2 separate regions of the Homo sapiens genome follow, and region 2 is linked to region 1. A link is a contact called in ENCODE Hi-C or POLR2A ChIA-PET data. All regions are on one chromosome and are shown on one strand. Each heading gives the region's core, a stretch centred on a gene start or an enhancer-like site at or near the end of the contact. The rest is flanking DNA. Distances are from core to core; before and after follow the strand shown. Region 1 overlaps KDM2B (lysine demethylase 2B). Region 2 overlaps KDM2B (lysine demethylase 2B).

Region 1 (5,451 bases), core at 1-2,500:
GCCACCACATCCAGTCAATAAATTTTTTTTTTTTTTTTTTGAGATGGAATCTTGCTCTGTCGCCCAGGCTAGAGTGCAGTGGCACAATCTTAGCTCACTGCAGCCTCTACCTCCCCAGTTCCACCGACTCCCTGCCTCAGCCTCCTGGGGAGCTGGGATTACAGGCACACACCACCATGCCCAGCTAATTTTTGTATCTTTTTTTTTTTTTTTAGTAGAGACAGGTTTCACCATGTTGGCCAGGCTGGTCTTGAACTGCTGACCTCAGGCGATCCACCCACCTCGGCCTCCCAAAGTGCTAGGATTATAGGCGTGAGCCACCACACCCGGCCAATAATTTTTTTAATTACAATTGTTCTTGGTAAGCCTGGGAAACACAGCGAGATCCCATCTCTACAAAAAAAATTTAAAAATTAGCTGGGCATGGTGGTGTGCACCTGTAGTCCTAGCTTCTTGGGGAGATTGAGGTGGGAGGATTGCTTGAGCCCAGGAGTTCGAGGCTGCAGTGAGCTATGATCACACAACTACACTCCAACCTGGGCAAAAGTAGGAGACTCTGTCTCTAAATAATAATAATGGCCAGGTGTGGTGGCTCACGCCTGTAATTCCAGCACTTTGAGAGGCCAAGGTGGACAAATCACCTGAGGTCAGGAGTTCAAGACAAGCCTGTCCAACATAGTGAAACCCCATCTCTATTAAAACTACAAAAAAATTAGCCAGGCATGGTGGCACGCGTCTGTGGTCTTAGCTGCTCGGGAGACTGAGGCAGGAGAATCACTTGAACCCGGAGGCAGAGGTTACAGTGAGCCAAGATCGCACCACTGCACTCTAGCCTGGGTGACAGAATGGGACTCTAACTCAAAAAAAAATAATTATTTAATAATAATTAAAAATAAAAAGAATTTTCCCCAAGTGCCCTGAGCCCAGGATCTCACACTCATACCTCCCGTTTCCCTCTGTGTGTGGCCCCCCTGCGGCCACCAGGGGGCGCCCTGGGCTCTGTCCCTCAGGGAAGAATTTTCATTTGTGTATGACAGGCTCCGGGAAAAGAAGATTATTCTAATTGGAGATTTCATCTCTGAGAAATAGGTTGTGCTGGAGGGAATCATGTCACTGGCTTCCCTAGGCCCTGCTTGAATTTATACACTCCCTGGGGCTCTCGGCAGCACAGATATAAGGAAGGCTGGGTGCCCTCACCAGCTCAGCCCCCTAAGGGTTACACCTTACACGCCCGTCCCCTCCGAAAGTCCAGGGCAGGTTTTCGAAGAGAAAGATCCAACCGTGGGACCCTTTCTGCGGGAAACTGCCCCGTACTGGACCTGACGAGATAACCACAGACAAGGGATGGCTGGGCCTGGGCGGCCCTTTATGCCAACTTCTCTCAAAGAGATAATTAGTTAACAATGGATTCGGGTCCCACTGCTTCCTAGGCTGGGGCTTTAATAATCAGAAACTCCCTCCATGCCATGACTAAAAATATCCCACTGTGAAAACAAGGCAGGCATCAGGGAAGAATCGCCATCCACAGGCCGGCAAAGGGAGGCGCAGCTTGGGGAACTCCTGCTCTGGGGAACCAGCACCCTCCGGGGTGCCCCCTTCTATGGGGAAAGAGACCCACCAGGCATCAACGCACCTGGGGTCTCTCAAGTACCCTCCCTCCATCCCAGCCCCACCGTCTGTGAAAACCCATCTGAAGTAGCTTGAATTGTGTCCCAAAAAATATGTGTTCAGGCCAGGCACAGTGGCTCCCGCCTGTAATCCCAGCACTTTGGGAGGCCGAGGCGGGCGGATCACTTGAGGCAAAGAGTTCGAGACCAGCCTGGTCAACATGGTGAGACCCTGTCTCTACTGAAAACACAAAAATTAGCCAGGCATGGCGGCACATGCCCATAGTCCCAGCTACTCAGGAGGATGAGGCAGGAGAATTGCTGGAACCCAGGAGGCGGGGGTTGTGGTGAGGCGAGATCACACCATTGAACTCCAGCCTGGGCAACAGAGCAAGATTCCATCTCAAAAAAAAATTTATTTTCAAGGTGAAATAATCCTGAATTTAGGGTAGACCCTAAACCCAATGTCAAGTGTCTTTATAATAAGAGAGATTTGGACAGAGACACAAAGAAGAAATCTACAAGAAAATGAAGGCAGATGGGTGTGGTGGCACCTGCCTGCAATCCCAGCTACTTGGGAGGCTGAGGCACGAGAATTGCTTGAACCCGGGAGGCGGATGTTGCAGCAAGCCAAGATCACGTCACTGCACTCCATCCAGCCTGTGCCACAGAGCAAGACTCTGTCTTCAAAAAAATAAATAAAATAAATACAAAGACCAAAAATAAGAAAAGAAAATGAAGGCAGAGACTGGAGTGATGCAGCCACATCCAAGGAATACCAAGAGCTGCCAGAAACCAGAGGAGGCCCGGAAGGATTCTCTTCTAGAGACTTTGGAGCGAGCAGAGCCCCGCTGACTCTTTTATTTCTGACTTCTGGCCCCCCAGGACTATTAAATAACATACTTGGTATTTTTTGTTGTTGTTTTTTGTTTGTTTGTTTTTTGAGACAGAGTCTTGCTCTGTCGCCCAGGCTGGAGTGCAGTGGCACAACCTCAGCTCACTGCAACCTCCGCCTCCTGGGTTCAAGCGATTCTCCTGCCTCAGCCTCCAGAGTAGCTGTGATTACAGGCACGCACCACCATGCCCTGCTAATTTTTTTGTATTTTTAGTAGAGATGGGGTTTCACTATGTTGGCCAGGCTGGTCTCGAACTCCTGACCTCATGATCCGCCCGCCTCGGCCTCCCAAAGTGCTGAGATGATAGGCGTGAGCCACCGTGCCTAGCCGAGAGTGTGATGATTTTAAAAAGCCAACTGCGCTGGTGATCTGGGCTTTACACCTCACTGTTCTACATGTCAGTAAGACCCAGAAGAGGCCGCATCAATGAACAGGTGTGTTCCAGGGTCGGGAACTGACGACCTCAAGAGAAAAAAGCTGTGAACACCTTCCACAGTCATGGGTTTCACAGGCTCGCACATTTGACCCTGCACCGGCCTGTTTTCATTCTATGGTGTCTGAAATTTTTGGCTCTAGTTTGCTGAGCTATTAAAGGCCCTGTGCTAAAGTGTCACCTCACGGAGTCCTCATGACCATGATGCTGTATTCCAAGTACTCCATTTTACTGCATTCCTCAAGAGCATTCGGCTGGTTTACAGATGGCACAGGGATTCGGTCTAATGCAGAACTTTTGGTCTTCAAAGAACACCTGGCCACACAGTGGCTCACACCTGTAATCCCAGCACCTGGGGAGGCCGAGATAGGCAGATTGCTTGAGGCCAGGAGTTCGAGACCAGCCTGGCCAACATGGCGAAACCCCACCTCTATTAAAATACAAGAATTAGCTGGGCGTGGTGGCGCATGCCTGTAATCCCAGCTACTTGGGAAGCTGAGGCAGGAGAATCACTTGAACCGAGGAGGCGGAGGTTGCAATGAGCCAAGATCACACCACTGCAGTCCAGCCTGGGCAACAGAGAGAGACTCGGACTCAAAAAAAAAGGTATCACCTGGCTGGATGAGGTGGTTCACACCTGTAATCCCAGCAGTTTGAGAGGCTGAGGTAGATGGATTGCTTGAGCCAAGGAGTTCGAGACCAGCCTGGGCAGCAGAGCGAGACCCCCATCTCTACCAAAAAAAAAAAAAAAAAAAAAAAAAAACTTAAATGAACTGAGCATGGTATCGCATGCCTGTAGTCCCAGCTACCTCGATCACCTGAGCTAGGAGGTCGAGGCTATGGAGAGCTGTTACTGTGCCACTGCTCTCCAGCCTCGGTGACAGAGCAAAAGACTCCATCTTGGTAAAAAAAATAAAATTTTTTTTTTAAAAAAGGAAATCAGGTTTTTTTGTGGGTTTTTTTTTTTTTTTGAGCAGAGTTTTGCTCTTGTCACCCAGGCTAGGGTGCAATGGCGCAATCTCAGCTCACTGCAACCTCCACCTCCCAGGTTCAAGTGATTCTCCTGCCTCAGTCTCTCTAGTAGCTGGGCCTACAGGCGTGCGCCATCACGCCCAACTAATCTTTGTATTTTTAGTAGAGATGGGGTTTTGCCATGTTTGCCAAGCTAGTCTCGAACTTCTGACCTCAGGTGATCCACCTGCCTTGGCCTCCCAAAGTGCTAGGATTACAGGCGTGAGTCACTGCGCCCGGGCTGTGGTGTTTTGTTTTTTTTTTTTCTTTTTTGAGACAGGGTCTGGCTCTGTCACCAAGGCTGGAGTACAGTGGTGCCATCACAGCTCACTGCAGCCTCAAACTCCTAGGCTCAGTAAATCCTCCTGCATCAGCCTTTCAAGTAGCTGGGACTACAGGCGCATGCCACTACTCCTGGCTAATTTTTTGTTCCTTTTGTTTTGTTTTGTTTTGTTTTTGTAGACTGGGGTCTCACTATGTTGCCCAGGGTGGCCTCAAACTCCTGAGCTCCAGCCACCCTCCCACTTTGGCCTCCCAAAGGGCTGGGATTACAGGTGTGAGTCACTGTGCACAGCCTAAACAGCAATCTTTAACTTGGAGGGGGGATGAGGGGGCTGCTGAGAGGTGAGAAGGGGGAAGGAAAGAGAAAGGGCAGGGGAAGTGTGGGTAGCTGGCCAAAGCCAGCCTGGCTCACCTTTAGCTGCAACCTATGTTCATGGCTTCCTTGTTCCTTAAAGTAATTCAGTGACACAGGTCCCTGCTGTTATGCCCATATCATAGTGAGGACACTGCAGTTTCACCCAAGGGTAAGTGCTTCAGAATGGCCATAAGAGTCCCAGAATCTGGTCCCCAGAAGGACAAAGCACATCCTCATTTTCCATACAGGTGAACAGAAAGGCGGACTGGCTTGCCCAAGGCCACACAGCGAGTAGCTAAGAGCAGAAACCAAACTTGAACTCCAGGGTCTCCTCTGTCCTGAGTTCTTGTCTTTCCCATCTCATACAGGCCAATATCTTGGCACTTCCATCACAGTAAGTGTCTATATTTATCATTTATGTTGAGACAGGGTCTCTGTCTGATGCAATCACAATTCACTGTAGCCTCCACCTCCTGGGCTCAAATGATCCTCCTGCCTCAGCCCTCTAACGCTGTACAGTCTCCCAGGTAGAGGTGCACACCACTATACATGGCTAATTTTTTATTTTTTATAGACATAGGATCTTGCTATGTTGCCAAAGTCAGTCTCAGACTCCTGGGCTCAACCAGTCCTCCTGCCTCGGTCTCCCAAACTGCTGGCATTACAGGCATAAGCAACATAGCAAGACGTAGTCTCTACAAATAATGAAAAAATTAACTGGGAGTAGTGGCATATGCCTGTAGTCCCAGCTACTTGGGAAGCTGAGATGGGAGGATTGCTTGAGCCTGGGGGGTTGAGGCTGCAGTGAGCTATGATTGTGCCACTGTACTCCAGGCTGGGTGACAGAGTGAGACCCCCATCTCAAAA
Region 2 (5,451 bases), core at 744-3,243, 52 kb after region 1:
GGGGCCCAAGCAGCTGGGCATGGTGGCTTAAGGCTGTAATCCCAGCACTTTGGGAGGCCGAGGTGGAGGGATCACCTGAGGTCAGGAGTTTGAGACCAGCCTGGCCAACATGGTGAAACCCTGTATCTACTAAAAATACAAAGATGGCCAGGCATGATGGCTCATGCCTGTAATCCCAGCACTTTGGGAGGCCGAGGAGGGCGGATTACCTGAGGTCAGGAGTTCGAGACCAGCCTGGCCAACATAGTGAAACCCCGTTTCTACTAAAAATACAAAAAATAGCCGGGCGTGGTGGCTCACGCCTATAGTGCCAGCTACTCAGGAAACTGAGGCAAGAGGATAGCTTGAACCCGGAAGGCAGAGGTTGCAGTGAGCTGAGATGGCGCCACCTCACTCCAGCCTGGGCAACAGAGCAAGACTTTGTCTCAAAAAAAAAAAAAAGAAAGAAAGAAAAGGAAATAAACATATAAACAAGAAAATCCCAAGAAGCCAGTGACCACCTTTCTTCACAGCCACCTCAACAGGTTACAGGTTAAACCAGCCAAAGGCCACCATATGATGACAGCCCAAGGGCCAAATCCAGCCTACGGCCTATCATTGTGTGACCCAGAAGTTAAGAATTTTTTAACTTTCCTTTTTACTCTGTTGCCCAGACTGAGATCATGCAGTGGCACAATCTCGGCTCACTGCAACCTCCACTTCCTGGGTTCAAGCAATTCTCATGCCTCAGCCTCCTGAATAGCTGGGATTACAGGCATGTGCTACCACACCTTGCTAAGTTTTATATTTTTAGTAGAGATGGGGTTTCGCCATGTTGGTCAGGCTGGTCTTGAACTCCTGACCTCAAGGGATCCACCCACCTCAGCCTCCCAAAGTACTGGGATTACAGGCATGAGCCACCGCAACTGGCCTAGATTTTTTTTTCCCTACAATAGCCATACGTTTTGAGGGGTTTTCCATTTTTGTTAACGGAGGGGGAAAAATCAAAAGAAGAATACTATTTTGTGATATGAAAACTATATGAAACCCAAATTCTCAGGTCCATTTACAAAGCTTTCCTGGGGCACAGCCACGGTCATCGGTTCACATATTGTATAGGGCTGGCTCCGTGCGACAATGGCAGAGCTAAGTAGTTGCAACAGACCAAATGGCCTGAAAACCCGTAAGTATTTACTCTCTGGCACTTAACAGAGAAAGTTTGCTGGCCCTTGAACTAGACAGAACTCTCATGGAACTTAGATGTTGATATGGGTAATAGTCTCATCCCGTTCACTGAACCTGCCCTCTAACAGGCCCGTGGTCAATATTTGTTGAATAAATAAACATAGCCTTTCATGTGGTCGGAACTGAAAAATAAAAGTAACTCTGTGTAATCCCAGCACTTAGAAAAGCAGAGGTGGGAGGATGGTGCTTGAGCCTGGGAGTTTGAGACCAGCCTGGGGAACACAGCAAGATTCCATTCTTTTTTTTTTTTTTTTTTTGAGACAGGGTCTCGCTCTGTCACCCAGGCTGGAGAGCAATGGCACGATCGTGGCTCACTGCAGCCTCAACCTCCCTGGCTCGAGGGATCCTCCAGCCTCAGCCTCCTGAATAGCTGGGACTACAGGGCGGCACCACCACATCCAACCAGGTTTTTATTTTTTGTAGAGACAGGGTTTTGGTTTTCTTTGTTTGGTTGGTTGGTTTTTGAGACAAAGTCTCGCTCTGTCGCCCAGGTTGGAGTATAGTGGCACAATCTCAGCTTACTGCAACCTCCACCTGCGGGGTTCAAGTGATTCTCCTGCCTCAGCCTCCCGAGCAGCTGGAATTAAGGGCGTGCACCACCGCACCCGGCTCTTTTTCGTATTTTTAGTAGAGATGGAGTTTCGCCATATTGGCCAGGCTGGTCTTGAACTCCTGACCTCAAGTGATCCGCCCGCCTCAGCCTCCCAAAGTGCTGGGATTACAGGTGTGAGCCACCGCGCCCAGCATGACAGGGTTTCATTAAGTTGCCCAGGCTGGGAGACCACATTCTCCACAAAAAGGAAACAAAAAAAGAAAGTAACACCTTAAGTATGTAAGAGAACTTGGGTATTTCTATCTTTTGGGTTCAAGATCTAAATTTCACAGCAACCTGGAAAAGCAAGGTGAGACAGTCTGTTTTACAAATGGGGAGACCAAGGCCCAGAGACACAGCAACTGGCTCAAGCTCCCCAGAGTAGACTCTTACTACCAATTACAACCATTACCATTTACTATGTGTGTCAGCACAGGCGGGTTCTCTACATATATTATCTTGTGTTAGGTTCATCGTGGTCACAGCTCTGTGAAGCAGAACTTCAATTACACCCATTTAATGGAGGAGAAGCTGAGACTTGGACAACTAACTCGCCCAGGAATGCCCAATTCGTGAGTGGCAGAGTGGTATTTGAATCCAATTCATTCTAATGCCTAAGCCCAGGTTCCTCTCCCATCCCCCGAATACTGAATCTTGATCGTATGCTAAGGTTGAAACATGACCCCAGACCTGGCCAAGTGCAGTGGCTCATGCCTGTAATCCCAGCACTTTTGGAGGCCGAGATGGGTGGATCACCTGAGGTCAGGAGTTCAAGACCAGCCTGGCCAACATGGCAAAACCCTATCTCTACTAAAAATACAAAAATTAGCCAAGTATGGTGGCACACGTCTGTAATCCCAGCTACTTGGGAGGCTGAGGTAGGAGAATTGCTTGAACCCAGGAGGTGGAGGTTGCAGTGAGCTGAGGTCGTGCCATTGCACTCTAGCCTGGGTGACATGGTGAGACTCTGTCTTAATTAAAAAAAAAAAAAAAAAAGATTCCAGACCACAGCAGTGGCCAGGTCCCTCCCCATGGACCCTAGGAAGCAGTGGATCCAGGGGAAAGCAGCTTTTGTTTTGGCGTCTGGAGTGCAGATCCACCAGGGGGCATCCCCGTTCTTCGCTGGATATTCTGGCCTTGATCTTGGCAAGGCTAGCTCCTTCCTTACCCAGGTGCCTGGAATACGTGGGCGCCACTCAGATTTTCCAGGAGGCCCACCTGGCAGAAACCCTGCTGTCAGAACCCCAGTACCAGCCGGGCACGGTGGCTCACGCCTGTAATCCCAGCACTTTGGGAGGCTGAGGCGGGCAGATCATGAGGTCAGGAGATTGAGACCATCTTGGCTAACACGGTGAAACCCCGAGAATACTAAAAATACAAAAAATCCGCCGGGTGTGGTGGCGGGCGCCTGTAGTCCCAGCTACTTGGGAGGCTGAGTCAGGAGAATGGCGTGAACCCGGGAGGCGGGGTTGCAGCGAGCCGAGATCGCGCCACTGCACTACAGCCTGGGCGACAGAGCAAGACTCTGTCTCAAAAAAAAAAAAGAAAGAAAGAACCCCGGTACCCTCCCCACTCTCGCTCTCTGGCCAGCCTCCCACCTCCACCCACTTCTCCTCCCTAATCTTGCTCAAGGTCATGTCTGCAAAGCTCCCTGTGCAAAGGAGTCTGCTGGGCAGGTAGCAAATAGGATAAAGAGCACTAAAATCACGAACCCAGAGTCCTGCAAGTCAGCACTGAAGGCCAAGCTCAGCTACCCCTACCCACACACTGTTAAAATTTAGAGGGTTCGGTTCCCAGCGGAGCCTCCAGCCTGTGCCTCGGGCTCTTGGCTTCTCTGGGAATCAGTTTCTTCTTCATCTATAACATGGGGAACAAATAGCCAGCCCAGGAGCTGTCCTGAGACATAACTGAGTTCATGCACTTCACACTCACTTGGAGCACCTACAGGTAGGTAGCGTTACCGAGTCGGTCAGTTTCATCTGTAACTAGAGGTGGAGAAGGTGAGGAGCTGGGAAGTTTAGGGACTTGCCCAGCATCACAGCCAGTTAAATCGTTGCTGGCCAGTCCCAGTGAACAGACTGCTTAGGACCCTACAACATATTCAAGATGCAAATGGGTGTGGGGTTCTTCTGGGGAATGATGAAAAAGTTCTAAAATGGACTTTCATAATGGTTGCACAGCTCTGTGAATATACTGAAAACAAGTGAATTGTGGCCGGCCTTGGTGGCTGGTGGCTCACACCTGTAATCCCAACAGTTTGGGAGACAGAGCTGGAAGGAGCGCTGGGCCCTAGAAGTTTGAGATCAGCCTGGGTAATATAGTGACACCCCAGCTCCACACACACACACACACACACACACACACACACACACACACACACACACACAAATTGGCCAAGCATGGTGACCCACACCGGTGGTCCCAGCTACTCTGAAGGCTGAAGTGGGAGGACTGCTTGAGCGTCAGGAGGTTGAGGCTCCAGTGAGCCATGATCGTGCCACTGCACTCCAGCTTGGGCAACAGAGCCAGATCCTGTCTCAAAAAAAAAAAAAGTGGGGTGAAATGAATTGTATGGTCTGTGACTTATATTTCAATGAAACTTTTTACTTTTTTAAAATGGAGAGTCTCAGAGATGGCAAGTAATCTGGGAGTGTTTCCAAATAAATGTATACCTTGTATATATCATGATACTTGCCCTTTGTAACATACTTTTTTTTTTTTTTGAGACAAAGTCTCTCTTTTGTCCCCCAGGCTGGAGTGCGATGGCGATGGCGCGATCTCGGCTCACTGCAACCTCTGCCTCCCAGGTTCAAGCGATTCTCCTGCCTCAGCCCCCCGAGTAGCTGGGATTACAGGCGCCTGCCACCACGCCCAGCTAATTTTTGTATTTTCAGTAGAGACGGGGTTTTACCATGTTGTCCAGGCTGGTCTAGAACTCCTGACCTCAGGTGATCCACCTGCCTCAGCCTCCCAAAGTGCTGGGATTACAGGCGTGAGCCACCGCACCCGGCCTGTAACATACTTTAAATTAACACTTTTATACTCTCATTTAATCCCAGGTATATATACCTCTCTCACATGCACACAGGTATTAATCCACAAGTTATGATTTTCAGTCTTAGTCCAAATGTGGACCAGAAAAAACAAAAGAACATCTGCATCTGGGATTCATGCAGCACTCAAATATTTGATGAATGCAAGAGTAGGCTGAGTGTGGTGACTCACACCTGTAACCCCAACACTTTGGGAAGCTGAAGCAGGAGGATCACTTAAGCCCAGGAGTTCAAGACCAGCCTGGATAACATGTCAAGACCCCATCTCTACAAAAAATTTAAAAATTATCTGTGCATGTTGGCAGACACCAGTATTCCCAGCTACTTGGGAGGATCACTTGAGCCTGGAAGGCAGAGGCTACAGTGAGCAATGGCTGTGCCACTGCACTCCAGCCTAGGTGACAGAGTGAGACTCTATCTTAAAAAATAAAAAATTTTAAAAAACAGTAGATAGCAATCCTATTTTATAAAAAATGGATACCAATTTAAAATAATGTTTAATCATATCATTTAGTTATGAGGATATAGTAATTTACAAAATTATACCTTAAGACCCTGAAAATGTTATTTATTTTGCAAGTG

Evidence for each region. Hi-C counts contacts between places; a loop is a spot of excess contacts on that map. ChIA-PET counts read pairs that join two places held with the same protein, here RNA polymerase II (POLR2A). Pooled maps may share reads with other maps.
Region 2: a map of MCF 10A shows a loop between it and region 1 (10-fold over the local background). The contact joins two enhancer-like sites. A Hi-C loop is called at or near these places in 11 of 168 maps with a recorded cell type or tissue (B cell, CD8-positive, alpha-beta T cell, GM12878 and 8 more), 8 of 37 single-sample maps with no recorded cell type and 16 of 50 pooled maps. POLR2A ChIA-PET finds 5 or more read pairs at or near these places in 15 of 52 experiments (A549, B cell, BJ and 10 more).

What each region holds. Positions count from the first base shown.
Region 1 is chr12:121,499,089-121,504,539 of GRCh38, forward strand. All of the region lies in intron 11 of KDM2B (lysine demethylase 2B), which reads right to left. Among named protein-coding and RNA genes, the nearest start is that of MIR7107, 57 kb to the left of the region's middle. RefSeq lists enhancers at 857-1,556, 908-1,007, 1,018-1,077, 1,108-1,167, 1,557-2,255 and 1 more. Within about 2 kb of position 1,251, at least 8 of the 41 ENCODE cell types and tissues checked have a DNase peak (open chromatin) inside an H3K27ac peak, as active enhancers do.
Region 2 is chr12:121,549,883-121,555,333 of GRCh38, forward strand. All of the region lies in intron 4 of KDM2B (lysine demethylase 2B), which reads right to left. Among named protein-coding and RNA genes, the nearest start is that of KDM2B-DT, 28 kb to the right of the region's middle. Within about 2 kb of position 1,994, at least 2 of the 41 ENCODE cell types and tissues checked have a DNase peak (open chromatin) inside an H3K27ac peak, as active enhancers do.